Linked DNA regions of Homo sapiens: region 2 is linked to region 1. The links are chromatin loops, found by intact Hi-C in ENCODE. Cell type or tissue: heart left ventricle. All regions are shown on one strand. Each heading gives the region's core, and the rest is flanking DNA. Links, peaks and the distances in the headings are about the cores only. Region 1 has its middle 38 kb from the start of GALR1. Region 2 has its middle 340 kb from the start of LINC01029.

Region 1 (15,988 bases), core at 2,933-10,932:
TTATAGTAAGAATTATGATTTATGTCAAGTAAATATTTGTGTATTGTACAAGATATAAGCTGAGGTTCTTTTTTTATATATGAAATCCCAACTGTTCCAGCATCACTTGTTAAAAACTCTATCATTTCTTTTTTGAGTAACCTTGTTACCATTATCAAATAATCAATAGATGTATAGTCTATCCCTGAACCTGTTCTGTTCCATGCATCGTTATGACCATCCTTCACCATTATCACAATGTCTTCATTAATTTTCATTAATACTAAGATGAGTATTAAGAGTCCTCCAATACCTTCCTTTAGAATTGCAGCATTCACAGATCTTTACTGAGATCTGTCAGTAGGAAAGTGCACCAGGGCTGCCAGGAGGACCCCATACAGCGACCCAGACACAGCTCAGTGTGAATGAGCCCATGGGGGCTGTTGATTCAGAGCACGTGGCCAGCAGTGAAGGCTGCAACCACCACAGCAGGACTGCCAGGCTTTGGGAGGAAGGGAAGGTCTGTCAGGGTGAACAGAGGAGGTTTCACCATAGGAAGCCAACAGGAAGCATCACCACAGCCTGTGTGGGGACCAGAGCAGCAAGGTATCGAGCATTGAGCTGGGCCCCAAAGAGAAGATCACAGCACGGCTGTCCAGACCAGGGCCACCATTGAGTAGCTTGGCCTCCATAGGTCTCCCTCACCTCTGCAAGCCTTTGGAAGCATAACTGACTCCTTTGGGCAGTGAAGCTCTTACCTTTCAAAATTAGGAGTAGGCCGGCACGGTAGCTCACGCCTGTAATCCCATCACTTTGGGAGGCCAAGGCTGGCGGATCACCTGAGGTTGGGAGTTCGAGACCAGCCTGACCAACATGGAGAAACCCTGTCTCTACTAAAAATACAAAATTAGCCAGGCATGGTAGTGTATTCCTGTAGTCCCAGCTACTTGGGAGGCTGAGGCAGGGGAATCGCTTGAACCCAGGAGGCGGAGGTTGCGGTGAGCCAAGGTTGTGCCATTGCACTCAAGCCTGGGCAACAAGAAAATCTCAAAAAAATATAAATATAAATATAAATAAATAATAATTAGGACTAAAACGGAGCTCCAAGAGGAAAATCACTTTGACTTTCTCATACTTTGAGTTGGTAAGTGCTCACAAAGTTATTTTTTCATGTGGCTATATTTGTACCAGAGTCTGTTAGATCAAATTGTATAAAAGTATAATTTCTATGGTTTAAAAAGTTTGAATATTGGCAAATTCATAGGGTTTGAATTAATAAATCATATTGGTTCTCATTTATTCACTTTGAAATTACCTATCTTGCCACAAATTCACAATGTCTTACTACACATGGTGCCTGCTTGGGAAGATTTCTCTCTTTTTTATTTTTCTAATTTTGCAGTCTGTCTTCTTCCCCCTCCTTAATGAAGGCTGTCTTAATATTTCAGGATATTTAATATACATATAATACTCGTATATTAAATGTCAAAACAGGCCTCTTGCTAATGATCTTTGTGATAGCAGCTTTTCATTCTCTTCTGACTGGATTTGCTATTTTCTTATGCTCATCATTCTGATCTATAAAGTAACTTGGACGATGTTGTTCATTTTGGTAAATAAGAACTTTTGAACAGTCACTATAAAAATCCTTAATTTGTAACCCTAAGCAAAAAACTCTTTGATCTTTCTGTATCCCCTTTAAAAACTTTACAGCATTTGGCCAGGAGTTAAGAGGACATTGAGATTCATTAAAAATTTACATTTTTTTATTTCTTACAACATATTACTAGGCTAGGATTTAAGCTAATGAACCAAAAGTAATAAGCGAGAAGGAAGAAAACTGCACCAAGGACCCAGCTCATTTACAAGCTGCCTGGAGAGCTGACTATAACTCAATAAACTTAAGGCTTTTCTTGAAGTTCTCTGGCAAATACATTGAGGCCAATTGGCAAATACATTGTCCTGAACTTTTATTTTCTCCATTAAGAGAAACTGTGTTTCAACAGGGAAGGAAGACAGGTAAGTGCAGAGTGTGGAATAAAAAAACAGCAGAACACAGGGTGCACCCTAGCTGGGGAGCACACAAGGTGCAGCTGCCCCTGAAAGTCCACAGCAAGAAGGCTGAGAGAGCGTGGGACAGCTGCCTGCCACCCACGCGGGAACAGTGCAACACGTGTGCACTCTGGAATCAGACACACCTGCTTCTTTGCTTTTCCAACACATACTGAACCTCACCAAACTTGGGTTTCTTCATCTGTAAACTGGAGATGAGAACAGAACCAAAATCATGGGATGGTTACAAGAACTAAATGCGGGAGAACACGTAAAATGCTCAGCGCGTTGGGGTGAGAGAGGGGAGAATGCTGATGGCAGGGCTGCAGGTCTGGGCAACAATGGAGAATCGCACAGGGGAATTGCGAAACTCAGGGAAGATGTTTAATCAGTCTGCTGCTCCACTAATTCATTGATGGGGGGAAAAAAGCAGATTATGTTATTAGAAAATGACATCAGTCAGTCCATAACAGAAGTTGTATTAATCTGATTTCACACTGCTGATAAAGACATACCCAAGACTGGGCAATTTATAAAAGAAAGAGGTTTATTGGACTTACAGTTCCACATGGGTGGGGAGGCCTCACAATCATGGTGGAAGGTGAAAGGCACGTCTCACATGGCGGCAGAGAGAGAGAACTTATGCAGGGAAACTCCCGTTTTTAAAACCATCAGATCTCATGAGACCCATTCACTATCACAAGAATAGCGCAGGAAAGACCCACCTCCAAGATTAAATCATCTCCCAATGGGTCCCTCCCACAAACGTGGGAATTTAGGGGAACTACAAGATGAGATTTGGGTGGGGACAAAGAGCCAAACCATATTAGAAGTCCAATGTAAAAATCAAATGTGAACTTGGAATTGGAGAGACCGCTGTATGCACAGACTTCCTTTAGCAGCATCAGGTGGGAAAGGCAAAGGAGGACAGAAACCAATCTTATTCCCTTTCTGAGCAGATCTCATTTTGTTTGAGGATGATTAAGGAAAAAAGGTCTTCTATTCATCCTTCGGAAACTAATTCCCACAGTGGTCCTTGAACCCATACTAGCTTTCTAGAAAACTCAACCAAATCTGTTTTGTAAACATAATTGGATAAGCAATTCTACTTATGAGAATTTTATCTTACAGATAAATGGGCACATACACACAATTTTAAAGGTGCATATATAGTCATTGCAGTAAAAGGATTGTAAACAATTTTCCAATCAAAAACGGGCTGAGGTAAAATTACATAGTTCAGTAAAGGTCTATACATTCTATGCAGCTACAAAGAAAATGAAGACACTCTCTCTGTCCTGATATATTAATAGTTCCAAAATATATTAAGTAAAATAGCATAAGAAGAGGCATATAGATCAATGGAATAGCACTGAGATTCCAGAAATAAATTCATACATTTGATTTTTAACAAAAATGCCAAGATAATTCAATGGGAAGAAAATAGTCTTTTCAACAAATGGTGCTGGGACAACCGGATATCCACATGCAAAAAAAAAAAATGAAATTGGACCCTTACCTCACAGCATATACAAACTTAACTTAAAATAGGTCTAAGACTCAAATGTAAAAATAAAACTGGCCGGGCACGGTGGCTCACACCTGTAATCCCAGCACTTTGGGATGCCGAGGTGGGTGGATCACCTGAAGTCAGGAGCTCGAGACCAGCCTGACTAACTTGGAGAAACCCTGTCTCTACTAAAAATACAAAATTGGCCGGGCGTGGTGGTGCATGCCTGTAATCCCAGCTACTTGGGAGGCTGAGGTAGGAGAATCACTTGAACCTGGGAGGCGGATGTTGAGGTAAGCTAAGATCACGCCATTGCACTCCAGCCTGGGCAACAGGAACAAAACCCCATCTCAAAATAAATAAATAAAATTTAAAAATAAATAAATAAAACTCTACAAATATTAGGAGAAAACATAGGGATAAATAAATCTTAATGATCTTGTATTAGTCAATGGTTTCTTAGAAATGACACCGAAAGAAAAAATTAGATAAACTTAACTTTATCAAGATTAAAGACACTTTTGCTTTAAAGGATAACACCAAGAAAGTGAAAAAAGAACCCATTTAATGGGAGAAAATATTTGCAAATTGTACGCCGGATAAATACCAAGTATGGAGAATATATAAAGAACTCCTGCAAATTAACAGTAATACGATACCACAATTTTTAAAATAGGGAAAAGTTCTAAATAGACATTTTTTCAAAGAAAATACACAAAAAGCCAATAATGGCATAAAAAGAAGCTCAAAGTCATCAGCCATCAGGGAACCGCAAATCAAAACCGTGGTGAGGCACCACTTCATGCTCTTGGATGGCTAAAATCAGAAAGGCAGAGAGCAAGTGTTGACAAAGATACGAGGAACTGAAATCTTCATACGCTGTGGTCGGAAGGGAAAATGGTGCAGCCATTTTGGAAGAGAGTTTCGCAGTTTTCCAAACTGTTTTGGTGATTCAAGTTTAATTCGAAAGGTTAAATGCAGAGTTTCCACATGACCCAGCAATTCTACTCTTATGTATATTCAGAATTGAAAACATATGTCCACACAAAACCTATACATTAATATTTATACCAGCATTATTTAAAATACCCCAAAATGGAAAACACCAAGTATCTATGAACTGATGAAGGCATCAACAAAATATTGTATATTTATAAAATGGAATGTTGTTTGGCAATAAAGGGGAAATGAAGCACTGAGACATGCAACATAACGAACCTGAAAGCACAAAACACCACACACACGATGATTTCCTTTATACAAAAATGTCTAGAATAAGCCAGTCCATAGAGATAGAAAGATGATTATTGGTTGCCAGAGGCTGGGCAAGGCAGGATGAAGAGAGAAGCCTCAGGTGCACCGTTTCTTTCGGGCGTAGTGAAAGTGTCCTGGAAATGCGTCGTGGTGATGGTTGCACAACTCTGTGAATAGACTAAACACTACTGAATTGTAACCTTTAAAAGGGTGAATTTTATGTTATGTCAACTATACCTCAAAACACCTGTTACACAAAACCGATGGGGCTGGGCATGGTGGCTCATGCCTGTAATCCCAGCCCTTTGGGAGGCCCAGGTGGGCGGATCACCTGAGGTCAGGAGTTCCAGACCAACCTGGCCAACATGGTGAAACCCCATCTCCACAAAAAATACAAAAATTAGCCAGGTGTGGTGGCGCACGCCTGTAGTCCCAGCTAGTCAGGTGGCTGAGGCAGAAGAATCACTTGAACCTGGGAGGCAGAGGTTGCAGTGAGCCGAGATTGCACCATTGCACTCCAGCCTGCATGACAGAGTGAGACTCCATCTCAACAAAAATGACAACAACAGCAAATAAACTGATAGAACATAAAATAATAAAGATATTTTAAGTTAAAATCTTAATTAATAAAGAAATGTAATCGATATTAGGATATGAAAAGTGTAAGCAAGCTAAATATTCATCTTTCATATAAAAGAATTAAAGAATGTTATCTGAAGCTGCAAATTTTAAAAAATAGATATAAATGTATTAGCTAGAGTTTTGCAGGTTCCTGCCAATAGAATTGAAAATAGAAAGAGCTCGAAGCAATGGCCTCTGGTTACCAGTAGGTTGTTGAGGAGGCGTGGCATGACTGTGACTTTCTGTTCTCAAGTGCATGTTTATTTTTACCAAGTATTTTAATTTTAATAATTTTAAATAATTACAATAGAATGAAGTAGAACTATAATAACAGCTTACAAAGATTTCCAAGAAATACGTTAAGAAACCAAGTTGCAGAAGAGAGCACACAATTTGATGCCTCGGATTTTTTAAAAAGGAGGAAGAAATTATTACATAACTATCTTTGTGTATGTCTGGGAAACGTCTGGAAATACGAGAAAGCATCGCAGCAACTAACCTGAAAAGTTCGACACGCGGGAGTGAGGCTCGCCGAGCAGGAGGCCTTGTTCCCTTGTAGTCTCTGGACTTTTTTTCCACCGTGACGTTTACCTTTATGGCGCTTTCACACTTAAATAGACAATGGGAACAACTCCTTTTTACATATTTGAAAATTCAGTCTGATTTTCTATTGCCTTTCAAATACTAATCTTCCGATTAGTTTGGAGGACAAACTTGAAAAGAAAGACAGATGATTGAATCTTTTTTTTTTTTTTTTTTTTTTTTTGAGACAGAGTCTCGCTCTGTCTCCCAGGCTGGAGTGGCGTGATCTCGGCTCACTGCAACCTCCCTCTCCTGGGTTCAAGCAATTCTTGTGTCTCAGTCTCTTGAGTAGCTGGGACTACAGACACACGCTACCACGCCCAGCTAATTTTCGTCTTTTTAGTAGAGATGGGGTTTCGCCATGTTGGCCAGGCTGGTCTCAAACTCCTGACCTCAAACAATCTGCCCACCTCAGCCTCCCAAAGTGCTGGGATTACAGACTTCAGCCACTGCGCCTAGCCTTTCAATCTCTGTAGAAGTCATATGTGAGGAGAGAGGATGCCACAGGACTGTTCTTTTAACAGGAAAGGAAACACACAACAACCTCTTCACTTTTGAGCTAAATTAAACTTGAGGTCTTGGAACCTTTCCTCATGGTTTTCCCATAAACAAGGTACCAAGAATTTGAGTAAACCAAATAATGAGGACCAAGAGAAATAGAGCAAGACACTGAGGCAAAGAATTAGTGACTGGGCCAAGCCAACGGCCAGTCACAGGAAAATATGGTCCCTGAGGGAAAGAAACAAGCAGCAAATAAGCCATACAGGGAGGGGGAGACAAGAAACTCTGGCTAGATTTTTATGCAGATTTTAAAGGCTTGGAATGGGGTTTATTTAACTTGAATTCTGATACATTAAAGATGCAGCATGCCCAGTTACAGTTTAATTTTTTAATAAACATATAAATTTCTTTCTTTTTTTTTTTTTTGAAATGGAGTCTCGCTCTGTCACCCAGGCTGGAGTGCAGTGGCACAATCTTGGCTCACTGCAACCTCTGCCACCTGGGTTCAAGCGATTCTCCTGCCTCAGCCTCCCAAATAGCTGAGATTATAGGCATCTGCCACTATGCCCAGCTAATTTTGTATTTATAGTAGAGACGGGGTTTCACCATGTTGTCCAGGCTGGTCTCAAACTCCGGACCTCAGGTGATCCACCCACCTTGGCCTCCCAAAGTGCTGAGATTACAGACATGAGCCACCACACCCGGCCAAACATATACATTTCTTAATGAAGGACTTGGAAATTTCTCCCACCAGCTTGACTAAAGAGCCCAGATCCATTAAGAATGTCTCTTAATGACCACTTGATGGCAGCATGGTTGAAATGCAGGCGCAGTCACTGGCCGCTGTAGTGTTAAAACTTTTCCAGAGCTGTTACAGAGGCAGCAGCCCCATGAATTCAGATACAGCTCTACAGAAATGTACAAGAACAGAAATACTTTTTCAGGCCCTCCAAAATAATTGTGTACCTTGGCCTTCGCTTGCTAAAAGATCAAGCAATGTTCCTTGGCATTCCCAGGAAGGAAGGAAAGAAGGAAGGAAAGGTTGCTCCATCCAGAAGAATTTTAATTTGTCTAGCTACAGTAATTAGATTTTTATTCACAAGCAGCTAGTAGAGAATCACAATGGAATGCACTTAAATTAGGTTAAAAAGGGATCTTTGAAATGTCATTTGCAAAATTAGTTTGTGATATACAATATTCTCCTGGCCTAAGGTTAAGTGGATTTGGGGAAATAGATTTCAAACCAATTTCCCATTCGAAGTTTTTCATTCTTCTCCTCCCCTCAGATTCTCCATTTGGGCATGCAGTCCGGAACATTCACCTCTTCTCCTTTGTTTTAAGTTGGAGGCTTCCACAAAGACCAAATCCTAGAAGGTACCACCACAGCAAAGCAGGCAGTGACTTCCAGCTGTAACCTGCAGACCACCAGGTCCCCCTTCCGTGAAGGGTCCTTGATCCCAGAAATAAATGTTTCATTTCTTTTGTGAGTTTTTGTTTTTACCATTGCCGCCTTCTTATCCTGTGATCCAAAGTGCAAGTAAGGAAAATGTGCATTGTTCAAAGTTAGCCAAGTGAGTACTTTTGTGTGTTGAGGACTGGCAATGAGGGAGCTTGTGAATGTGATTATTAAATGTATACTGCAGTAACTCGCATGGCACAGCAACAGAGACCAACTTCCAATCAAGGGAACTGGCAAGGACAAACCTGAAGCTCAGAACATCTGCCTGTGTTCTGTTGAACTAATGTCAGGAGGCTGCAGCCAGATACCAAGGGCTACAGGCCTCCGAGTTACATGAAGATGGGGTAGAGATGGTGCAAGCTGTCAACCAAAAAGGCCTCTGGTGAGTAGGAGAGCACACCTTCTTCCATTTCAACTTGGTGGAGAGGAGCACTCAGCAGCCCTGCTCCCCAGGACGATGCCTCCTCACTGCCTGGGAAGGAGAGCCCATCACAGGACCAGCAGTCCCTCCAGACACCAGTGGGTGGGATTTAAATGACTTCTATATTCAACACATATTTAGGAAAAGACTTCCAGTCCCATCACAGGTAGCTGCCCCCTTCCTCCCCAGTCCTGTCTCTCATGACCAAGAATCCCAGACACAGCACAGCCAATGGGTGCAAGCACAGCCTGCAGGGTGTGAAGAAGAAGGCAGGGTGCCCGGAGAGCCAGGCTCCAGGGAGGATGTGGACCTGAGCTCCTGGGCTTCCTACCACCCCTCATGGATTCCACATGGCTCTGCAGAAGCTCCAACCCTGGGACCACCCACAGACACACACAAAAGGAGCTCCAGGAAAACCGTGCATTCACCCCCACCCCCCAGCCAGAGGACCACGAACAGAGCAGCCCAACCACAGGAAACCCCTGCAGCAAGACTCATGAGACACACACATGGCCCATCCCCAGGCTCTTAGCAGGGCCGATGAGGGCTGGACCTTCCACCTCCCCACCCCCACTCCTGCCAGGGCCTCGGGCTGCGCTGAGCATCAGTTGGCTCCATCCCACCCCCTGCACAAGCAGGCAGCACCCTGACCTATCCAGGGCAATGTCAGTGGGTCCGTTGTGGAGCTGAGCCCCACTCCACCCCACCCGGCAGCAACAACCCTGAGCAAAGCAGTGTGACATGGGGCTGCTCACTGCCCTGTGCCCTCCCTGGCAAGCCCCTCACCATAAGAAAGGATAAGGGGTAGGGGGCAGGTTGAGTCCACTTTTTCCCCTCAGTATCAACCGGGCTGAGGAGGGAGCCCCCTCCCTGTGTAGCATCACTGAGGCTAAAGCTGGCAGTGGGAGGCAGGCCGTGGCACCGGCTTCCCCACAGCCTCCCTGGGGTCAGCAGGGCCCAAGGAAGCTGAGTGTAGCCGAAGCCCCACATCCACCTGAAGATACTAGAAGGGCCAGGGGAAGGTTATCATCACCCCACCTGCCTGCAGCCACCCAGCACGGTCAGGGCTCTGCTGCGGCTGTAGTGCCACGTGTACCCAGCCCAGCGGACAGCACCTGCTGCAGACGAAGACGCCAGCAGCTCGGGAGTCTCATAAGATATCCTAAATGTACGGGCTCCGATCCAAAGTCACTCAGCATACCAAGAACTAGGATAATCACAACTGGAAGGAGAAATAAACCGATGGATGACAACACGGAGATGAGTCAGAGGCTATCATTAGCTGAGCAGGATCTTCACATAACCATCATAAATACACTTCAGCATGTATGAATTCCCGTGGAATAAATGGAAAATTAGACAATTTTAGCAAAAGAATAAAGAAGAACCAAAGGAGGCCGGGCATGGTGGCTTACGCCTGTAATCCCAGCACTTTGGGAGGCCAAGGCAGGTGGATCACCTGAGGTCAGGAGGTCGAGACCAGCCTGACCAACATGGTGAAACCCCACCTCAACTAAAAATACAAAAATTAGCCTGGCACGATGGTGGGCACTTGTAGTCCCAGCTACTCGAGAGGCTGAGAGAGGAGAATCACTTGAACCCAGGAGCCAGAGGTTGCAGTGAGCAGAGATCATGCCACCTCACTCCAGCTGGGTGACAGAGTGAGACTCGGTCTGAAAAAAAAAAAAAGAAATTATAAAGCAAGAAAACACAATAACCAAAAGACAAACAAACCTAAAACCTCAATGCGTGGACTCAACCAGGACAGCGAGAGGACAAAAGACTGGACGAGGGCCAGAAGTCACCAACTCAGAGCAGCATTGAGGAAGTGGGCTGAGGAGAAAGAACAGACTCTCAGGAGCCTGTGTCATCCTCAGAGGAAAGAGAAAGTGAAACTGGAAGGTATATTTTTTAAATGGCTGTAAACTTCCCAAGTTTAGTGAAATATACTAAAGATTCAAGGATCTGAGAAAATTCCAAATGTGGTAAACCCAAAGAAATTTATACCAAGATACATCATAATCAAAGGTCTGAAAAACTAAAGACAAAGAAAAATAGCTGCAAAGTAGCCAGAGAGAAACACATTGCTTGTAGGACGTGCAAATTTTCCGTTTGAAACCATGGAACCCAAAAGGAAGTAGCAAGCGTCTCAAATACCAAGAGAAAAGGCCAGTCAACCAAAAGTCTATGGCAGGGAAAATGTCCCTCATGGACGGGTATAAATAGAGATATTCTCCAGTGAAGGAGCACTAAGAGAATCTGCCATCAGCAGGGTTACTCAAAGCATGGCTCGAGGAAGTTTCCTAAACAGAAGGGAAATTATAAAAGAAGCAATATTGGAATATTGGGAAGAAAGTGAGAACAACAGCAAAAGTAAAAAATATGGGTAAATAAATAGACTCCTTCTCCTCTTGAGTTTTCTAAATTATGTTCCATGGTTGGAAGCAAAAATGATAATGCTGTCTGATGTTCTCAATGTATGTAAAGAAAGTATTAAAGATGATAGTCATATTATAAACTATAACATAATATTGTAAACTATAATATAATATGGGGGAGGGAAAGTATGAAACGAGAGTTTAGGTGACCATATTGTATTAGAACTAACAAAATCTAGCACCACTAGACCATGTAGGATGTGTATAAATAATGAAGTACCTACAGCTACCATTTTTAAAAACTATAAAAAAGGATAAACCCCAAAACACTAGATAAATCAAAATGGAATTCTTAAAAAAAAAAAAAGTTCAAGTACAGGAAAGCCAGGAAAAACAAAATAAAGAAACACTAAACAGTGTTTTTATACTTCAGTAAGGACATTAAAAACAACCAGCCTCCGGGCACAGTGGCTCACGCCTGGAATCCCAGCACTTTGGGAGGCCAAAATGGGAGGATCACTTGAGCCCAGGAGTTCAAGACCAGCCTGGGCAACATACTGAAACCCCGTCTCTTTCTAAAAATAATAATAATAATAAACACTAGTGACTGCAGAAGCAAGGGCTGTCTTTGGTCGGCATCTCTCTGGTGTGTTTCTCGTGGGACATAATCTGCTGAATGCGTGGACTTGGAGTTAACTGAACCCCTTTCAACTTTCAGTCGTTCTCTGCATGTGTCTGAGCACGTGCCCCGACCCTGGAGCACCCTGGGCACTCAGCCAGCGTGGTCCTGACCTCACAAAGCCTTTGGATTCAGGCAGGAGAGAAAATATGCTATCAATAATTCAGGGCTTCTAAATTTGCTGCCAGCTGAGATTTCTGAAATTCCTGCCGTGTGAGGGCTTCATCCTGAGCCCTGTGTAGTGCCCCTGGTGGAGATGTGTGGTGTGCCCCATTTTACAGAGAAGGATCAAGAGAATCACGAGTATCTTCCGAGGTCATGTAGCATACAGCAGGGCGTGTCCTTCCACCCAGGGCTTTTCACCTCTCAAGAGTTTTCTAGAAAAATCTTAATTATTACAGGGTTTCCAGGGCAGGACTGAAAATAAGCCTAGGGTTTCTCGTTTTTACTATTTCACAAATGGTATTGTTTTATTTCTCACTTTTCAGCATTAATATTTCCAAAAGAACTGGGGACATTTTCTGGTGGCATACATCACTAAGCCTGTCAGTCCATGCAGGTTTCATCCCACGCGGACCAGCTATCACCGCAGGTCATTTCAACAAACAGCAATAGTTAGGAGCATTCAGCTCATCTAGTTTTGCCAAACTGATTTTTCTTTTTTATAAAAACGTTAGAGAGGGAGGGATAAATCACAGAGAAGGCCATGCCATGGCCACTCCCATCCATCTGCTCACACCCCTCCCCCTGCCTGCCTGGTCCTTCCAGCCAGGAGCATCCAAAAGTGTCCCGGGCAAAGCCCCTGTGGCTCTTTCCTGTCCCTCTGAACCCAGAGATGGACAGGAAAATCTCTGCACACCTCTGGGCCTGAGCTTACCAGAGTGAATTTTCCTCCCTCTAGCCCACAACCCATTCAATAGATGCCCTGAGCACCCAGGGGAAACATTCTACACCAACTCGACTCCACTTCTCCCAGCAGGGCCCTTGGCTGTGGGGGAGGCAAAGGCGTCCAAGTTCTCTGGTGGTTCTGGGACAGCTTGTGCAGGCTGAACGGGATGAATCAGCAACAGAACTGTATCCTCCCCTAAGCTACAGGGCTAAAAGGAATAGACAAGCCGACTGTTTGTCTACACAGAACTCAACTGAATTATTAACTTCGTAAGAAGTTTTCTATCTCATCTCCACATTTTTAGGTTATATATGTTAATAGATTTAATTACACTATCATTGCTTTCTCTACTTCTTCATATCAGTGAAGCAAAAAGAAACACATAGAAAAAATATGAGTAGTGGCTGCAATTCTCTTTTAAAACACTAAAAACATGAAACAAATTTGCAATGATGAAAAGAAAAAGTACCATCAAACAGTAAGCAAAGACTACTGCTTACTTTTCCTACATATATTTTCCATTCTCACCTTTGCCTTTCATCAAAGAATTCTTTATAGTATTTATCGAAGCTTGAGATGAACCTTCACTTATAGAAAAAAGGAAAGACTTCTGAACATCAGGAAGCGTGGGGAGGCTGCTGAACCACCTCCGATTCTCCCTGTTTGTTGTTCTACTTAACACGGAAGGGAGACAGGCATGTAAATATTGTGAGACAGTCTTGTTAAATACTCACACACATCATTTACATGTACGTGATGTATAGGATGAATTCTCTACATGGGTGTCCTTGATAACCCTAGTATTGCCCTTTCAGGAAACCTCTTAGTAATTAATTTCTTCCACTAATACTTGGTGCACATGGCTCTGGGCAGACCTTATGAGGCTTGACACGAATAGACGGTCACCCAGAGAGGTCACTCTGCAGACACAGGGTTTTGTCTTATTCACTGTGGACTCTTCAGAATCTAGACCAATATCACCTGATAGAAATGTTATATAACTTTGCACTATCCAACACAGTATCTACTAGTCCCACGTGGGTATTGAATTCTTGAAATGTGGCCAGTGTGAGTGAGGAACTGAGTTTTTTTAACTTTGTTTCGCTTTCACTCAATTTCAATAGCCAACCGTGTCTGGTGGACAACACAGACGTGCCTGATACAAGCAGAAGCTCAATAAATATTTGTTGTTAAAAGAGTGAGCAGCCTCTGCCCTATGGGGAGGGATAGGTATTGGTCAAATAATGACAAAATAAATCTGTAATTACAAATTATAACTTGGCTATTGAAAAGTGCATGATGGCCAAGTGCGTTGGCCCACGTCTATAATCCCGGCACTTTGGGAGGCTGAGGCAGGAGGATCACTTGAGCATAGGAGTTTGAGACCAGCCTGAGCAATATAGGGAGATCCCATCTCTACAAATTAAAATTAAAAATTAGCCAGGCATGATGGTGCTCACCTGTGGGCCCAGCTACTCAGGACGCCGAGATAGGAGAATCGCTAGAGCCCAGGAATTCAAGTCTGCAGTGAGCTATGATCGCACCACTGAACTCCAGCCTGGGTGACAGAGCAAGACCCCACTGAAAGAAAAGAAGAGAAAAAAGAGTGCATAGTTTCATGAAGGAATATAAGCAAGTACCTTGGGCCTCACGGAGACTGTCTCCAAGGAAATGGTGTTGAGGCCGAAACCAGAACAGCCATGAGCTGAACACAGAACCAAAGAGAAGGAAAGGTGAAGAGAGAGAAAGGAGGGGAAGAGAGCAAGAGAAGTGGAGACAGAGAAACAGAAATGGAGAAAGAGGAGAGAGAAGAAAGAGGACAGAGAGACAAAGAGAAAAGGGGGAGAGACAGAGGGAGAGAGGCAGAGAGGGAAGGAGAAAGAAATGGAGACAGAAAAACAGAGTGACAGAAACCAACAGACAGGAGAGAAAGAAAGAGAGAGAGAGAGGAGTGCAGAGGGAGAGGAAGATGGGAAGCAGCAGAGAATTACTCCCAGCAGAAGACGCCGCACATGGCAGCGGGAGGGAGCACGGGGCAGCGGGAGGGAGCACGGAGCAGCGGGAAGGAGCATAGGGCTTCGGAGAACAGTGTGTATCTGTGAGAATCTCACAACATGAGGTTGGGGGGGAAGGGGTGGCCAGCTCTGGCGGGCCGTCCAGGTCCTGTTGGGGTTTCCCTCTTTACCCTCAGAACAATGAGAGCCCACTAGAAGGTGGTGAGCAGAGAAAGGGCCCACAAGGTTTGTGATTTTGAAAAATCACCTGTCTACAGTACAGAAAACCAACCAGAAGAATGGACTGAGAGGAGAGATAGGCGGCTATTGCAGGTGTCCAGGCTACAGATGGTAACAGGCACTTCCGGGAGGGGAAAGATGGATGCTGCCATCACAGCTAAAAAAAGGCTAGGGCATGTCTGGGACTGGATTGTTTCCAAACCAGCGTCTTCTGCTGGGATGAATTCTCTGCTGCTTCCCATACCCTCAGAAGCCCAGATGGATGTTGTTGTGCTGGGAACGCCCTGTTCATCCAAGTTTCCACTCACACAATAAAAGCCCATCACAGGCCAGGCACACACTGTGTCATTCATTCATTCACTCACATCGAGGGAGTCGTTGCCCTCCAGAGGCCAGGCACGGCCATGGCCAGTGGAGGCTGAGCCAGGTGGACCCTCAGCCTCCCTGGCTGCATGTGTGCGCCTGTGAGTTCTCTAAACCAGAGCTGGCAGGCTTAGGGAAGCCGCAGGAAATTATCAGCTCTTATGGTCATGCATCTTCCCATCTATCAACTTACTTATTTAACTTTAAAATGGGTCACAGATATCATTTTGGCTTCAGAAGTATAAATTGGAGTCCCAGTATGCAATAGGGCTCACATTTTTCTTAAAGGACAGAAAAGCACTAGTGTTGCAAAATGCACTTGACACAGGTCACTGCTCTGCAGCTGCGGCTGTGCTGGGTTGAAGTGGGAGCCGGGCCCTCCTTGTCCTCAGCCTGAGTTCCTCAGACAGGAGAGATGCCGTGCAGCCTTGGCAGCCCCACCATGAGTGGCCATTCCTGTCAAATAAAGCGACATGAACAGCCTGGGTTTATATCCATCTTTCCCTTCCAAATGAGGCAAGTCAGGAATTACTGAGAAAGTTATGAAGGCATTTGGTTAGAATTCATTCACTAAGTAAACAAATTTAATGAAGCAAACATGTAGCAAATACATTTAATGAAGCAGACATAACGGAGTGCAGGGCAGGACCGAACATCCCCTCCTGCACGTGCTGTTCCTGAACTCAGAAGCTCGATGTCTGGGTTGGCCTGCGGAGCCGACAGGCCGGTCTGCACCACCAATACACGCTCACAACAGCAAGCGCACGGGCTCCGAGACAGTGAAAGGTTTTATTGTGCTATGTTGCTCTGATACGATACAGAGAGTGGAAGTAAATATTGGTCATAACTACCTCCAGAATCCCCGCCAGTCATGGGATAAAGAAGCCAGAAGGGAGGGATTGATCACATTCGCCCTCAAAGGCAAGCTCACATCGAGAGGTTCCACCACCCCCATTCCACAGGCCCATCCTCTCGGCCTCGAATCGTTTGAAAAATGCAAGCAGTGGCCCTGATCTTAGTGATCAGACAATGAGGACTGAGGCCAGGACTCATGCAGGCCCCTTGG
Region 2 (15,988 bases), core at 4,528-12,527, 440 kb before region 1:
ATCCCTCTTAATCTGCTGTAATGCTTGTCCCCAGGACTTGCACAGAAAGATGATTGTAAGGAAGACATCTCCACCCCATGACTTAGAAATCAAGGGGCACTGAAGAAACTAGGCAATGCAGGACAGCAGCCATCTGCAGGAGGGAGGTCCCTCTGCATGAGCTCACAGCACTTGAGCCATCTGGAGGAGGGAGGTCCCTCTGCATGAGCTCACAGCACTTGAGCCATCTGGAGGAGGGAGGTCCCTCTGCATGAGCTCACAGCACTTGGGTCTTTGGTCTTCAGAAACTGCTATCAGTTGCTCTCTGTTGGTGAGGTGGTGACCGTGAGGCACTGCCCAGATGCCCCTTCAGGAAGTCCCCCAACTCCTTCGGTGCTGCTTCCCTCCTCACACTGGGCCTTCCTGGGGCAGCCCCCGCCAGCATGGGGCTACACAGATTGGACCCTTTCTGGAACTTGGGGCACCCCGGGGCTCCCCATTGGCTTGGCTGAGCCTCCTTTGAGATTGCATCATAGTTCAACCTGTCCCTTTCCCCAGCCCTATATGCTTCCCTTCCCTCCCTTCCCCCGGGGTGGACTGCAGGAACTTCCCTAATTAATGTCCTGTGTGCTGACCCCTGCCTGCAAGGCAGTTCCAGGGATCTCAAACTGGAGGGGTAGTGACGTCACTTCTTGATAAACAATTGGCACCGTTCCACGGAAAGCTCCAGGAGGATTAGGCTCCCCTAGCTCCAGCGTTGAAGTGAGTCAACCTCATGCCATCTTCTGTGGACACCACGGTGTTCCCAGGAGTGACAGCAGTGACGGATCCAGCCCTTCCCCTGCAGGTACTCACCCAGGCCTACAGGCCTCCCACGGACAGGGAAAGATGCTTTCAACACGGGCAGAGAACTGTTGATGCTTCAAGTCTCTGCCATCTGAGCGGAACGTGTTGGGGGCGGAGATTAACCTGTCATCAGTTGCGTTCTGGCATCTTCCCCTAAACAGAGCTCGGGGTGTGCTGAGTCTCCATCCTTCCCCCAGCGCCGCCTCCTCCGTGTGTCCTGTCAGGGAGATGAGGTGACTTTGTGTTTCTTCGCAGCTATGGGGAGATGAGGAGGGAATCGCCGGGTGTTGCGTCTTCCCTGTGCACCTGGGCCCTTAATCGTTGATGCTGCAGAGTGGCAGGGCACCAGAGCCCACCACAAGCCCCCGTGGAATCTACTGAGCTGAGGCCCCTCCAGCTCAGGTGTGCAGTGTGTGGTCTGAAGCCAGCCCTTCAGTCCCTGGCCCTGCTGCCCGATCCCAGGCTTCAGACATGTGGGGGATCCTCCCTCCGCCGGCCCCAGAGCGCTCGGTGAGGCCAGCGGCCCGCGGACTCTGTCTCCTGTGCTCCAGTCTGGCTTCTGCCTCCAGGCGACCACGGCACAAACCAGAAACGGTGGCTGAGGGCGGTCTGCAGCCTCCTGAGTGGTTTCCTGGGGGCACTGATCTGCGCTGGCCGCTCCGGGCTTCTCCACCTGGGCTCTTCCCAGAGCCTCCCTGAGTGGCGCTGAGGCCCGGGCACCTGAGTCATCCCTTCCTCCTTTAAACCTCTTTCCCGCGTTCCTGGCCAGAGGGGTAGCCTGGGCTTCGCTTACCCTCTTTCGTGTCATTAGGACTGCATTCCTTACCTAACATGATCCTGTCCTTATAAAATGCCAGATCCTTTTCCCTCCAGAAACCGGTACCATGACCTACTTTCAAGGTGCAAGAGGGAAAGAAGAAATGTACAAATAAAGGAGCAAAAACCTATAGTTACTGCAAAATTAAGACACATTCTATTCATGTTTAATGTGGAGGAATTTCAAAAATCTATAGTTACTGCAAAATTAAGACACATCTATTCATGTTAATATAGAGGAATTTTAAGGAGAAAAAATAAAATAGATCATAATACCACCTTCTCTGGCTCCTAGTCTGAATGAATTCTTCTTGGATGCTCCAAATTAAATATCAAAATTTTCTATTTCAGGCACTCCTCAGTATGGCTTATGGAAATACTGTGGGATATTGAAAACAAGGAAACTCCTCACCAAGAGAATTACTTTCTCTCTTCATAAATGAACCATGCGCTGTGCACAACACAAGTGGTGTGAATAGAGCCACCTGGCCCTGACTCTTTAGAGAAGATCTGTTAATAGAAAAGCACATTTTCTGAAATGATCCATGTGTAGGAACGTGCCAGGAGCCTGGGACTAAGAGCACAATCTCTGAGTCCCACAGCCCCTACTGGGGGCTCCATCCCCAGCACTGCAAGAATGGGAACATAGATCCATGTAGACAACTGTGTCCTGAAGAAGTGCACACAAACAGACCAGCACCCCAAATTCAGGATGGCTTGGGCTGCATTTAGGGGTTCAGTGGTCACTCGTGCTGCATTTGGGAGTGTGTACTTCCTTCATGTATGGCTGATGGAGATGAGGAAATGTTGTCATCCTATGATCTGTAGGATGGATTCATTTTAAAAGGTGCTCAGAGCTATCTCGGCAGGCCTTGCCATCTCTCAGAGGTGATGAGAAGGTGCTGGGGAATGTGTAATCCCAACACATGTGTCTCCTGAGACAACACGTTAGGTGTTAGGAAGCTTAAGACGGCCCTCAAGGGGAGGCAATTCTGCAGGAATGCCCTGGTAAGAACCAGTTCCTCCGAACCTCCGTGAAAAGTGTCCTACATGGTGTCTCCACATCATATGACCAGGGCACCCCCAAAGCAGAATGGCCCTCAACAGCAATGGGAACCCACACCCCCAGAGCCCTTGCACCTGCAGAGGTCAAAGGTTACCTGGTATTCAAGGCCCCAGTTGACTGATCAGGATGTTCCCGGTAAGAGTGTCTTTTCTGACCCTCCCCAGAACTAGGTTTTACACACAAATTCAAGTTTTGAAGATTTATAGACGAGAGATGATATAATATCTGGGCCACAACAGAAAAAAGCATAAGCAGCCAGGCATGGTGGCTCATGCCTTTAATCCCAACACTTTGGGAGGCCAAGGCGGGAGAATTGCTTGAGCCCAGGAGTTTGAGACCAGCCTGGGCAACATAGTAAGGCCCCGTCTCCACAAAAAATACACAAAAAGCTTAGCCAGGCATGGTGGCACGTGCTTTTGTCCCAGTTAGTCAAGGGGCTGAGGTGGGAGAATCCTTTGAACCCAGGACTTTGAGTCTGCCGTGAGCCATGTTCATGCCACTGTCCTCCAGCCTGGACAACAAAGCAAAACCCTGTTCCCCCACCAAAAAAAAAACCATGAGCTCTCTAGAAGGAAACCACCTGATGCTGAGGATGGTATAAATTGCTCATCAAACAGAACTCCTGGTTGTGGAATTGTTCATCATGGAAAAGCCCTGAGGATGTTGCACAGAGAGCCCCTTCCCTTGTGCCCATTCACCACAAACTATTTTATGTGTCTACTCTAGCTCCAGTCTCAATGTCACAGGGCCAGTGCCCACAGCAGCACTCAGGGCGTCATCATCAACTAGAGTCAACAAGGGACACAGAGGCCTCATCCACTGACTGAGCCAGGGTTGCAGGGGCTTCCCAGGCATGCGCCATGCTGTGGACTGAATTATCTCCCCAGGATTTGCATATGGAAGCCTAACCTTCAGTATGATGGTGTTTGGAGATGAATCCTTTGGGAGGTGATGAGAGTGAGATGAGGTCATGAAGGAAGGGTGAGGTTAGTGTCTTTCTGATAGGAGACTCCAGGGCATGCCCTCTCTCTGTCTCTCCACCAAGGGAGGGCACAGTGAGACAGTAGCATCTGCAAGCTGGGAAGCCATGGTGGATTTAACTGGCTGTGGAGGTGGAAGTGGCTTTAACTGGATGTGGAGGCGGAGGATTTTTATGACTCTGGGTTTAATGGTTCTAGCACAAAGTGGAAGAGGTCATGAGGCCAAAATGTTGGCGTTTTGTCTGCTAAACTCAATGGTAGACCCTGGTCTTCCAAGTGGCCCATTGGAAGAGCCTTCAGCCCACATCCTTCGCTGACTGAACGCAGGTGCATTTGCTGCCTTCTGCTGCTGGAACACCTGCTGCAAACCCCTGCTGGCCTGAAACAACACAAATGCATGATCTCCCGTGATGGAGGCCAGAAGTCTGAAATGGAACTCATGGGCTGGTACTCAGATGTCAGCAGGCTGCTCCTTCTGGGGGCTCAGGAGAGCCCCCAGCCCCTCCCCTTCTCCAGCTCCTGGAGGCCACCTGGACTCCTCAGCCAGAAGCGCAGTCAATGCAACCGATTGGCATCTTCAATCTCTCTTTGGCTGCAGCCCTCAGCCTCTCTTTCCATGTTTAAAGGGTCCCATGGGTATATTGGGTCCATGTGGATAATCCCCCTAAATTAACACCAGCCTATTAGCATAATTAATTCTACCCCCTTTGCAAGCTGACATCATCATATTCATTGTTTCTGGGGATGACGTTGTGAGCATCTCTGGTGGGAGAAGGAGAAGCATTATTCTGCCAGCCACTGTAAGATGGTCAGGAAATGGGGCCGAACTGGTGGCAACCAGGGAGTATCCACAGTTTCCCCTGTGTGATGAGAGGGAGAGCGGCTCACTGTGGAAAAAAAGGAAAGCCAGAGAAGCCTCTTCATCAACCCACAGATTCAGCCAAACTCACGAAGCAGTGGGGCCACTCCAGAAGGCACCAGGGCATCCGGAGCCAGGAGGTAGCATCATCTGTCAGTGCCAGTGGCACAACCGGACAGGAAGCCCCTCTTCTTGCCTTTGCCTCTTGCCACCTGCTGGGAGAATTTAGTGCTTATTCATCTTAGGGTTGGAGGAGAAAGAAGGGACTCTAGGGAGGTTTACTCAGAATACAATCCAGTTTGGGGGCCAGTGATGGAAGCACACATTCCCAGTGCAGCATTGGGATAGGGCAGTTTACTTAGGGCTTTTTAATTGATATATCGGGATTCAGCTGACCCTTCTCTGCAGTGCCTCCCACACCGTGGCCTTGTGACAGGCAGCCCACCATGTAAGACCCAGAGATTTTGACAGGGCCCATGTTTAGGAGGGTGATGCTTCTCCATCCACGCCTCGCTGTGCAGGGCACCTGTCCCTGCCTGGGTAGCAGTGGGGTTTGTGCACCTCAGCTTCGGGCACCGAGAATAACCTCTCAGGGCTCCCTGTGAACCTGGGCACGTCACCCAGCCTCGGAAGGTCATGGGTCCTGGGGTGACCCCGACACATGATCCCTTTCAGATGCCAGGGTCAAATCATGGTAGCCCCACACCCCAGCCAAGCGTGTCAAAGCGGGCGTGGGGCCAGTGAGGTGGGAGCAGGAATCTGATCAGGAGCTTTGGGGAAGTGTTTCTCACGTCCAAGAAAAAAACTGAGACTCTTCTTTGCGTCTGGGTATTTTCTCATCTGGTTGTGGCCCTTAGAAAGGCTGCATCTAACCGGCTACAAGTCTTCGGGTGTAGCCAGCACACATGGGGATGTGGGACCGGGAGACACAGGGAACAGAGACAAAAGCCACATCACTGTCCCTGGAACCCACGGCTTGTTGTTCAGTTAAAACAACAACAACAAGACGTGTGTGTGAGTGAAGTTGTTATATGACTGATGTGATGGCCTTCCCGTTCCTATCGATCAGGCATCCTGACTGACACGATACCCAAGCTCGTTGAAAATTATTCCAGAAATCTGAATATATGTTATAGGTATAATGTATTCTTAGCTAATGCATTATTACAAACTAATCTCCTCATTGCTATGTTAGATCATGAAAAATGGCAGGATGTTAAAACATACAGGATTTGAGTCTCTTTATCTTAAATATTCATAAATAAACTATTTTCTATGAAACTGTAAATTGCATCAAAAAGAAATATAAAGCCAATATGTGTATATCTTGTTGGGGGTGGGGGTGAAGAAGTAATCACAGTTTATTTCCACTAAAGTTTTAGGTTACTATACCTAAAGTTGGTTTACCTGAGTTCTATCAAGGAATAAATTTTACTTGTTACAAAAAAAGTTACAAAATGTTACATTTTTAAATAAAATTATAATAATTATTTCAAAACACATAATGATGAAAATCCAAAAATCAATCCTATTTATAAAACTATTGAAGTCTTGATATCTAAGATCTGACAAGACCAACATTAATTACGAGTAGACATGTAACAATTATAAATAAAATATTGAATGAGCCTCATAGGATATTAAAATAATAACATAAAACATCTTAATTTTGGGAATGTAAGACTGATTTAATAGCCTAATAGAATATATCTGTTGATCAAAAATAATATCCGTAAGAGTAGATAATCTAAAGATATTCGATAAAGTTCTGTATTATTTCTAAAATAAGCCTATTGTTTAGAGATAAAGGATTATTCTTTCTGTAATCAAAGATGCTCATTTTAAACAAACGGTAATGTTACATTTATAATAAATTAATATGTTTTACATCAGAAACATTGCAAATACACTTTATAAAATATAGAGGAAAAGATTATTATTGATAATCCCATGGCTGAATTCACTACTGCTTCATTTTCCTTCTTTATTTTACTTTACATTGCTGTAATCATATCATATTTATAAATCTTTACTTTTGTTTCACTTAAAGTATGTCATCAGCATTTCCAAGGGATAAAATAATCCTTACACACGTCAGTGCAATGGTTGCATAAGGTTCTCCTAGTGGTCTACCAGATGTAAGTAAACATTACTACCTCCAATTGACTGATGTGGGATCTCAGAGAGTTCAACTGGCTGGTCAGTGGTCCCCTCTGCATACCACAGCTGCACCAGGACCAGTCCACGAAAAGCTGAGGCACTCCCAGCACAGCCTCACAAGCTTACGGCAACTACTTAAAGACATTCTTGAGGCCTCTCTTAACTTGTGTTACCTAGCTTATCCTTGTGCTATGATTTTATCCTTGTGCTATAATGTTATCCTTGTGCTGTGATATTTTAGGAGTAAATCTGTTTGGACTTGGCATTCTCCATGTATGTTCCTATTACCTTTTCAGAGGATAAAATTTATGAGTTATACCTAGACTGTAGATTACAGAAGTTCTAATATCCATTCAACACCCAGAGGTTACAGACAGGATGATGATGAGCAAGTAGGTTTATTAATTAAATATATATATGTAACATGTCAGATCTCTGAGTATACTACTTATTTGTGTATCTCTTTTATGTATGAAGTGCTTCAGTTGACACATTCTTGTGACCTTCTTGTGGGTGGAGAAATTCCAGTAAGAACCAGGTCTATTTCATGGTGTCTATAAACAGAACTTGAAGCCTCTGCAGCATTAACTTTTTTTTTTTTTTTTTTTTTTCTTTTTTTGCTGGTGTAGACCCACTTGTGGATTTTTCCAGACTACATCAAGGGTTCTCTCTGAAGAATAGCCTCATGTGTTCACCCTTCCTGCGTGTCCTCACCCAAGGGGGCAACACCTGGTCTCAGCAGGCTCAGGATAAGCCTGTCCGTCGGCCTCCCGGCGTCTGCGTCTGCGTCTGCCTCTGCCTGGTCAGGGAGCAGCAGGAGCCGGGTAAGTGAGGCAGGCAGGCCTGGGGGTCTCCTCGGGTGGGCAGCGTGCCGGGCACACCAAGGGGTTTCTCCCTCCTTCCCCACCTAGGTCACCTGGCTTGGCGGGATGATGACTTACACTAACAACTAAAGGCATGAATAATAAGTCGTAGCTAATATTTATTGATTATGGATGATGTCTAGGCTGTTTAGGTTTCTGATCACATTTAATCCCCACAAACCCCTGTAAGACAAGCATTATTATTATCTCTATTTCACAAATGAGAGCAACAAGGCTGGGAGGGGGTTTGAAACTCGTCTTAGCTTTCAATGATGCAACAATGAATTAAACCAGGTGCACCTGGCGCCAAACCCATGCTCGTCACCATGCTCCTCACTACGGTTGCTCCTTGCAACCAATTTCTGTATATATTTTTTAATAATAATAAGAAGAACAAACAAAAAATCAAATGCAAGCCATGGAATTTTCAATGTTTCTTAATAAAAACTAAAGCGAAGGCTTCAAATCCCCCGTAGTCTGTAACTGTGACTAAAATGTGTGGCTGAGCCCCAGGGAGAAAGCGTCCAGCTGCTCGCGGTCCCGGCTTCTTCCCGGGTCTCCTCCCGCCGCGGCAGCGGGCAGTGCTCCCGGGAGGCCAGCAGGGGGCAGTGCTGGCGCGTGTCGGGAGAGGAGCCGAGGGCATGGCCGGCAGCTGGGAGCCTCGGCCCGCGTCCTGCAGGGTCCTGACGCAGGAACCGTGTGCTCTCCACACAAACATTGGGAAGGAAAGTACGGCGGTTAATTTGCAAAAAAAGGTTTCTCTCTTCCTCTGTATAGAGATATTGATATGTACATGTGTCTCTATCTATGTAGACATGAGGATGGATGGATGGATGGACGAATAAATGCATGGATGGACGGATAAATGGATAAATGGGTGATAAATGGATAGATGGATGGATGGATCGGTGGGGGGAATGGATGGGTGGGTGGATGGATGGATGGATGGATGGATGGGTGGGGGGAATGGATGGGTGGGTGGGTAGATGGATGGATGGATTGGTGGGGGGAATGTATGGGTGGGTAGATGGATGGATGGGTAGGTGGGTTCATGGATGGATGGATGGATGGATGGATGGATGGTGGATGAATGGGTGGGTAGATGAATGGATGGGTGGATGGATGAACACATGGGTGGGTGGGTGAATGGATGGGTGGAGGGATGGATGGATGGATGGATGGATGGATGAATAGATGGGTGGAGGGTGGGAGGAAGGGAAAGATGGATAGGTGGGTGGATAGGTAGGTGGGTGAGCGGATGAATGGATTGATAGATGGGTGGGTGGGTGGATGGGTGGGGGGGATGGAGGATGGGTGGGTGGAAGGGTAGGGGGGACGAGTGGGTGGGTGGATAGATGGATAGATGGATGGATGGATGGATGGATGGATGAATAGATGGATGGATGAATGGGTGGGTGGGTGGGTGGATTGTGTCTTTCTATGCATGTCTATAAAGGAAGATATACAGAGACTTAGGTAGGTAGGTAGAGTAGTGAGAGATTGGATCGTGGCTAAATTTAGGGGACTTTTTAAAGACTTATTTTAGACATGGTAATTTAAACATTTTAAGTCAACATAGATTTTAGATTTGTATTGTGCAGTTATTTTTTATTGACTCACCTTTTCCTACCCTCTCAATGAAATATGAATGACAATAGAATAAGGCATGTAAAGTTATAATACTGCTGGAAATCAGCAGTATTGATGCATGATTACCCAGGTACAATGACACAATTCCACTAGTCAAACCTAAGTAACACTGGGTCGGGACGTCAGGCTGAAAGGTGAAGGGGTGACTCCCACTTCCTCTGTATTGACCTAGCCTAGAGATGTTGGCTTTTCTCTGGCAGGAAGGGAAGACCCCAGCACCTCACAGAGCAGGTGCTTCTCCTCAGCTGACTGCCTCTGTCTCCCTCTTTAAGATGGCCCATCACAAGCCTGCAGCAGTCCATTCCAGCTAACAGCAGAGTGGACAAAAGAGTCATACCTGCATTTTGCCGGGTGCCCTGTCTCACGCCTGTAATCCCAGCACTTTGGGAGGCCGAGGTGGGCGGATCACGAGGTCAGGAGATTGAGACCATCCTGGCTAACATGGTGAAACCCCGTCTCTACTAAAAAATACAAAAAATTAGCCGGGCGTGGTGGCAGGCACCTGTAGTCCCAGCTCCTCGGGAGTCTGAGGCAGGAGAATGAATGGCGTGAACCCAGGAGCCGGAGCTTGCAGTGAGCCGAGATCGAGCCACTGCACTCCAGCCTAGGCGACAGAACGAGACTCCGTCTCAAAAAAAGAAGAAAAAAAAAAAAGAGTCATACCTGCGTTTTAGGATGGCCTCGGGGAAAGGCAGGCATCCAGACTACCATGACTGTGGGCCGTGTGCCTCCACAGATCCCCGCCTTAAGCTCGACGAGTTCCAACAACCACCAAACCGATGGTAAGAAGGGAGAACCGGACTCACTCACCCAGCCAGTGGGCAACAGTGGCCAACTTCTCCTCCCTCAAAACTCAGTTAACAGAAAATCAAGTAACAATGCATAAAGAGAGTGGTAGGAGAAATAAAGAAAATCAGAGTAAAGATGAAAACATACATTTCAAAATGGACTCTGTGGAAAACAAAATTCAATTTAATTGGATAAAATGTAATATTGCAAGTACTTCTTAAGGAGCTAGCATGAGCCTGGCAGCATTCAGCACACTGGGCATAAAGAGGCACCAAAACCACAGCCGAGCTCTTGCGGACCTGATATTCTCACAGAGGGAGCCAAAACATCATTAAAAAAGCGAATGTGTCAAATAGTGTCAAATGCTAAGAACAAAAGAAGAACAGAATGTGTGTGGCCCTGAGCTAGAGGAGTGGTCAGCAGGCAAATGGTAAAACATGCTTGGGTTGTGTTTTAATTAACAGGCAGAAACCTGAGCTCTGTGAAGGCCGAGGAAGAATGAGGTGCTGCAGTCGCAGGCATGTGGGGCCCAGCCAGGTGCAGGCAGAGGTGGGGAGGAGCGCTGCCCAGAACCGAGGCTCGGAAACTCACCATGTGCGTTCTGATTGAAGCAACCAGTCCTGTAGAAGGAAAATCAGCAATGAAGGCATGCTTGAGAATCTCCAAATGCAATAAATGCAAGAAGAAAATAAGATAAAAATTATGAGAAATGAAATACCTAAGTAAAAGGCAAAATATTGAAGAAAAAAAGATTTTGATGAATGTCTTTAACTTTTGAGATTTAAAAAATACCTACACTCTAGCCAAGAAAATGAGTTTACTTATAAAGAAATAAAAATGAGAATGGCTTTTTGGCCTTCTCCTGTCAATATGAAACTAGGTGTATCAGTAATCGATGCCTCTGCTGGCTGCCTTACAAACAACCCCAACACAGCACCTCAATCACGATCATTCACTTAACTTACAATGTGGGAGTTGAAGAAGCACTGCCAGCTGCTTTTTATTTAAAGTCACTCAATGAAACCGCGGCCAGACTTTACAGAGGTCTGCTGGTCATCTGGAAGGCTGAAGCGTCCTTCATGCACCTACCTGTGACCCAGGCAGGTAAACTCAAACAGCTGAGGGTCCCTGGGCCTGCCCCCCACTTCTTAATCTTTATCTGTCTATCTGTTTCTTTATCTTCTCTGTCTGTATCTCCCTCTCTCAAACTGCATCTGTCTCTGTATCTTTGTCTCTCTGTCTCTATCTTCTCCATTTATCTGAATCTCTATGTCTCTCTCTCTCTCTCTCTCTCTCTCTCTCACTTTGCCACATGACAGCTTCGTGGAAGCCAGCAGGAGGCACCCCCTGCCAGTATTGCGAAGGCACCCGTGTCCGTGTCCAGAAGGGAGTCTTCAGGAGCTCCACGGGGTTTTCTACCCAAGCTCGGAAGTGATGCTGCATTCACCTGTGCACCTGTCACAGGGGTCAGTCCAGGCAGGACCACCTCTCCATAGGGGGAGAGTCACAGCACGCTGGACATGTTGTAGACACACAATAGGTAGAGTTACGGCCTCTTTGAGGGAGCAGAGGCTTGAGTCAAGAAAGCCATATTCACCATTTTGTGGTTGAACAAAGAAGGGGGGGCAGCCCCCTCCCACCCAAAATTGACATCCAGACTAATGATGCCCCTGGCTCAGGTGGTCTGAGAGGCTGAGTTCTTGGTACCTCAGCAGTTGGAGCACCAGTATTCTTTTTTTCAAAATTGTAGTTAATTGAAAGTGTTGAAAATGTTGAATGTTTGTAACCATAACTTTTGCAACTTTGAAAAGAAATATACATATTTTTAAAGAAGAATTCTATAAAAGGTAATTTGAAAAATAAGTTATTAAAATACTGATATTATCAATGTTGACATCATCAAGAACTTTTTAGATTAAGTGAATATGCAACAGTAATAATAACTGCTTGTGTTTAATATTCAGATACTATTATAAAGAAACATTTTTATTTTGCTCAAATTTACATGAATATATACTTTTTTAAGTACATAAAATTTTAATGTTTTAGCACTTTCTTTTATTCTCAGCTGGATATTCTAGTTTGGATAATAAATTACACAGTTACTGCTGTGACGGGGCATTAGCCCAGCGTCAAACATGTGCTGCTCTTTGATTGATGTTTCGTGTGTCGGACTTCCATGAGAAACTCACAGGCTGACACAGTGACTGGACTGAGGCTCACCTGGGACACTCCTGGTCCTTCAGCCATAATACTCTTAGGAACTCTGATTCTCAAAGTAAAGTAGAAATATACAATGTACAAAGGAATTATTTTTAATGAGTGGGATTTCCCTTCTGGGGAGATGGGATATGCATCCTTTTCCCTCTTCCTCCCACTGAGCATAATGAATAATCTTGAACATTATGAGTAGAACAAGCATTAGACAGCTCAGAAGGCAGACTGGCTGGGGCCTCAGGATGCAAGAATGGCACAGAGGTGAGTTCTTGGACTCACCTCAGGGCAGAGGACTCCAGCAATATAGAAATGCTAACAGGCACAAAGAAAGCCCTGGCAGAAGAAAGGAGCAGCCTACCCAGACAGAAAACTTAGACAGTACCCACTCGACTCCAGCCACAACACATGCAAAACACTGCTGCCCTTCCCCATCCACACAAGCCAGATGGGGCCCCAGACTCTCACCCCCACCTGGCAGTAACAAGCCATCAGTCACTTCTAAGCCAGAGCAGTATCAAAGGAACCAGCTGCAACAGAAGGTTCCAGTGAGATAAGTAAGACCCAGAGTCTTCTGACATAGTACGAAATGTGCACCTCTTTCAATAGAAAATCCCTGTCATGCCAAGAAGCAGCAAGATCACAAAGTGGATGAAACAAGGCAAGCCATAGATGCCAACATCCAGCATAGAGGTGCTATCATAGAGTGACCTCACAGGGACTTAAAGCAGCCACAGTAAAGATACTTCAAGGGCAATGGCAAACATAATTGAAACAAATGAAAAAACACAAAGCCTCAGCAAAGAAATTGAAATCCTCAAGAAAGAAATAGAAAATACAAGGAAGTAAACAAATTTTGGACTGAAAAATCAAATAATAAAACAAGTTTGGATATTTGCAAGGACAATGATGACAGTCATGAATTAAGGATTGATGAGTATGATGGATTCTGTGCTACTGAAGCCCCCCAAAAGAAATAAATATATATGCCCACCCATCTTTGAATTCCATAAAAGGAAATTTCTAGAAAAGTATTTTTGAAATCTCTACATTTGGAAAGTTATTTCAAATTCTCCTCCCAATAAAAGATGTGTTATTTAGTGGAATAGCAGCAAGTTTTCAGGATGATGTTAATGTTCCCTTTCATTTTGTACACGTGCCAAAATGCATCAGTACGTAATCATCAGCCTTCCAAACTGTGTTCACACATTTCCCGTGCTAATATTTCACCCACATAACTTCATTTCCCTGCCTTTGATTCTTGCAATAACACATCTAGCACTTGTGAGCATGCACCGTCAGGCTGAAAAAGAGGCTTGTATCCTGTTAGGCATTACTGAATATTGGAATAGCCTCCTAATGCCTTTCCGCCCTTCCGAAAAAATCCACTCCTATTTATCCAGCACTGGTTTGGACATGAAATGTCCTCAATTAAATATTATTAACGTCTCAGTTCCTAAATAATGAATTTACATTTTCTGGTACTCTTTTGCCTTTAAAGCCCCTTTGACAGGCATTGTCTCGTGTTTTGGCCACAGACACTATGGGGTGGGGAAGATGAGTGTTATCACACATGCTAGCAGGTGAAAAGATTGAGGCTAAGATTTCATATCTGCCATTGTTTAGCTACATCACTAACCAATGTCAGATCCAGCCCAGAAAGTTATTGTTTTGAGTTTGGGGCAATGCTTTTTTCCAAATTTTTATACTTCCTTCTTATTCTTTATCTAAGCAAGCAAGAGCCCACCTTCTGCCCCTGACTAGACCCGGCTATGTGGCACGATTCCAGTGGGATTCACTTTCTGCCCCATCCACGGGTCTTGGCCTTTCTCACCTCCACCCATGTACTCAGGCCTTGTCATCTGCCTGGGATGCTTCCTGCCTTCTCTTTGTCTCTTTAAATCCTGCTCTGCAAAACATAGTTCAAATGCTCTTTCCTTCAGAAAGCCTTTCAGAGCTACTCTTATGAGCTACTAAGGCAATTAATTTTAAAGGAATTCACTCACCAATAAGCTTAAAAACAGATGTTGAGGTGTTTTGATATTTCACTCATCAGGTATTTATAGCTTGCTTCCCAGAATCAATTATAAGCTTTTTTTCAGTGGAAATATTCTTGAATTTTCCTTGAATTCTCACAGTGACCATAATATATAATAAAATAACATAGATGTGAACATAATATATAATAAAAGAACAAAATACCAGTGAGAATTTTATTTCCATGTCAAATAAAATCAACAAAGATTCTATTTGACATGGAAATAAAATTCTCACTGATAATACAATGTTCTAATAAAATGCTATAGAGCTTTATTTTAAGAATTCTCTTCTAAAACTTTCTGAGAATAGATGATGACTTGATGCATTTATCTAGAAGACGAAACACAGGTATTTCTTTTGAACAATGTAATAATTTAAAATGTAGGTTTAAGCTGACGTTTGTACCCAAAATGCCACTGTTAGAAATTGAGCCGTGGGTAATCTTACACAAGGTTGTTGCAGGAAGTTTCCAGCAGATGACTGTGAACAAATTGAGAGATGAGACAAAATGAAGTTCCGTGAGTCCAAAATATTACCTGAATGACAGGTCAAGGCTATAGCAGTAGGATGAGCCTAGCATGAGAGTAAAGCAGAATCCCAAGTAAAGCTCTGACCCAGGTCCAACCTTCCGGCCATCACAGGGAGTGTCTGGGAACCCATCCATTGAAGTGGAGGACAGAAATGGGTCCTGCTCATTAAGCTTTCTCCCTGAATCATGCCCAGTTATATACCCCCTATGTAAATGAAAAAAAAAAAACAAAACAGTAGACTTCTCAAAAATAGTGTAGCCTTACTAGATTGACCTTCTAAAATCAATCACTTTAGCTGTTGTATGCCAAATGGCTCCTAAGGAGGGAAAGAAGCAAAGAGATGATTTTGGAGGGGTGGTCAGAGTCCAAACAGAAATGATGGTGGCTTGGGCTAGATTGCACAGAGAATCTATGCAGAAAAGCTTAGATTCAGACATGTGAACTCAAGATATGAGATGAAGAGAAATATTTATTTGAGATGCATATTTTTCAAGATAATTTCTAGGTTTTTGACTGAAATAGCTAGGTGGACACCATGTTAACTGAGTTGTTGTCAGTTTGGGAAAATGTGTAAAAATCACAAGCTATGTCCTTGCAGACCTTGTGTCAATTCCCTCTTTTTATAAATGCAGCACCTGGGACACACTGGTAACAAATAACTTACCCACAGCAACACAACAGCAGAAATAAAACTGAGTCATCCATGGCTCCCTTTGCAATCTTTCCAGTACTAGACCTTTCTTAAAACTAGCTTTGAAAAGGCTGGGGGTGGTAGCTCATGCCTGTAATCCCAGCATTTTGGGAGGCCAAGGCAGGAGGATCACGAGGTCAAGAGATCGAGCTGCCCCTGGCCAACATGGTGAAACCGCATCTCTACTAAAAATACACAAATTAGCTGAGCATGGTAGCATGTGCCTGTAGTCCCAGCTACTTGGGAGGCTGAGGCAGGAGAATCTCTTGAAACCAGGAGGTGGAGGTTGCAGAGATAGCGCCACTGCACTCCAGCCTGGAGACAGAGCAAGACTCCATCTCAAAAAAAAAAAGAAAGAAAGAAAGAAAAAGAAAAAGAAAAAAAAGTGGCTTTTTCGTTTTTGTTTTTGTTTTTCTTTTTAATTATACTTTAAGTTCTAGGGTACACGTGCAGATTGTTACATATGTACACATGTGCCATGTTGGTTTGCTGCACCCATTAACTC

Evidence for each region. A loop is a pair of places that touch in the nucleus more often than their neighbours do. Peaks named below come from ENCODE experiments on the same cell type or tissue, not always from the same donor. Only the 100,000 strongest peaks of a DNase experiment are listed, where the experiment ranks them.
Region 2: it touches region 1 in a loop (4-fold over the local background); 8 of 110 quality-filtered maps call a loop at or near these places.

What each region holds. Positions count from the first base shown.
Region 1 is chr18:77,203,357-77,219,344 of GRCh38, reverse strand. No RefSeq gene overlaps it. Among named protein-coding and RNA genes, the nearest start is that of GALR1, 38 kb to the left of the region's middle. RefSeq lists an enhancer at 9,960-10,019. In heart left ventricle, for the core only: a CTCF peak has its summit at 7,306 (motif pointing right); DNase peaks (open chromatin) are centred at 7,326 and 9,437; H3K4me3 peaks cover 762 bases; H3K27ac peaks cover 1,129 bases.
Region 2 is chr18:77,643,162-77,659,149 of GRCh38, reverse strand. No RefSeq gene overlaps it. Among named protein-coding and RNA genes, the nearest start is that of LINC01029, 340 kb to the left of the region's middle. RefSeq lists an enhancer at 1-875 and silencers at 8,080-8,139, 8,200-8,249. In heart left ventricle, for the core only: CTCF peaks have their summits at 7,957 and 8,162 (motif pointing right); DNase peaks (open chromatin) are centred at 7,529 and 8,179; H3K27me3 peaks cover 1,766 bases.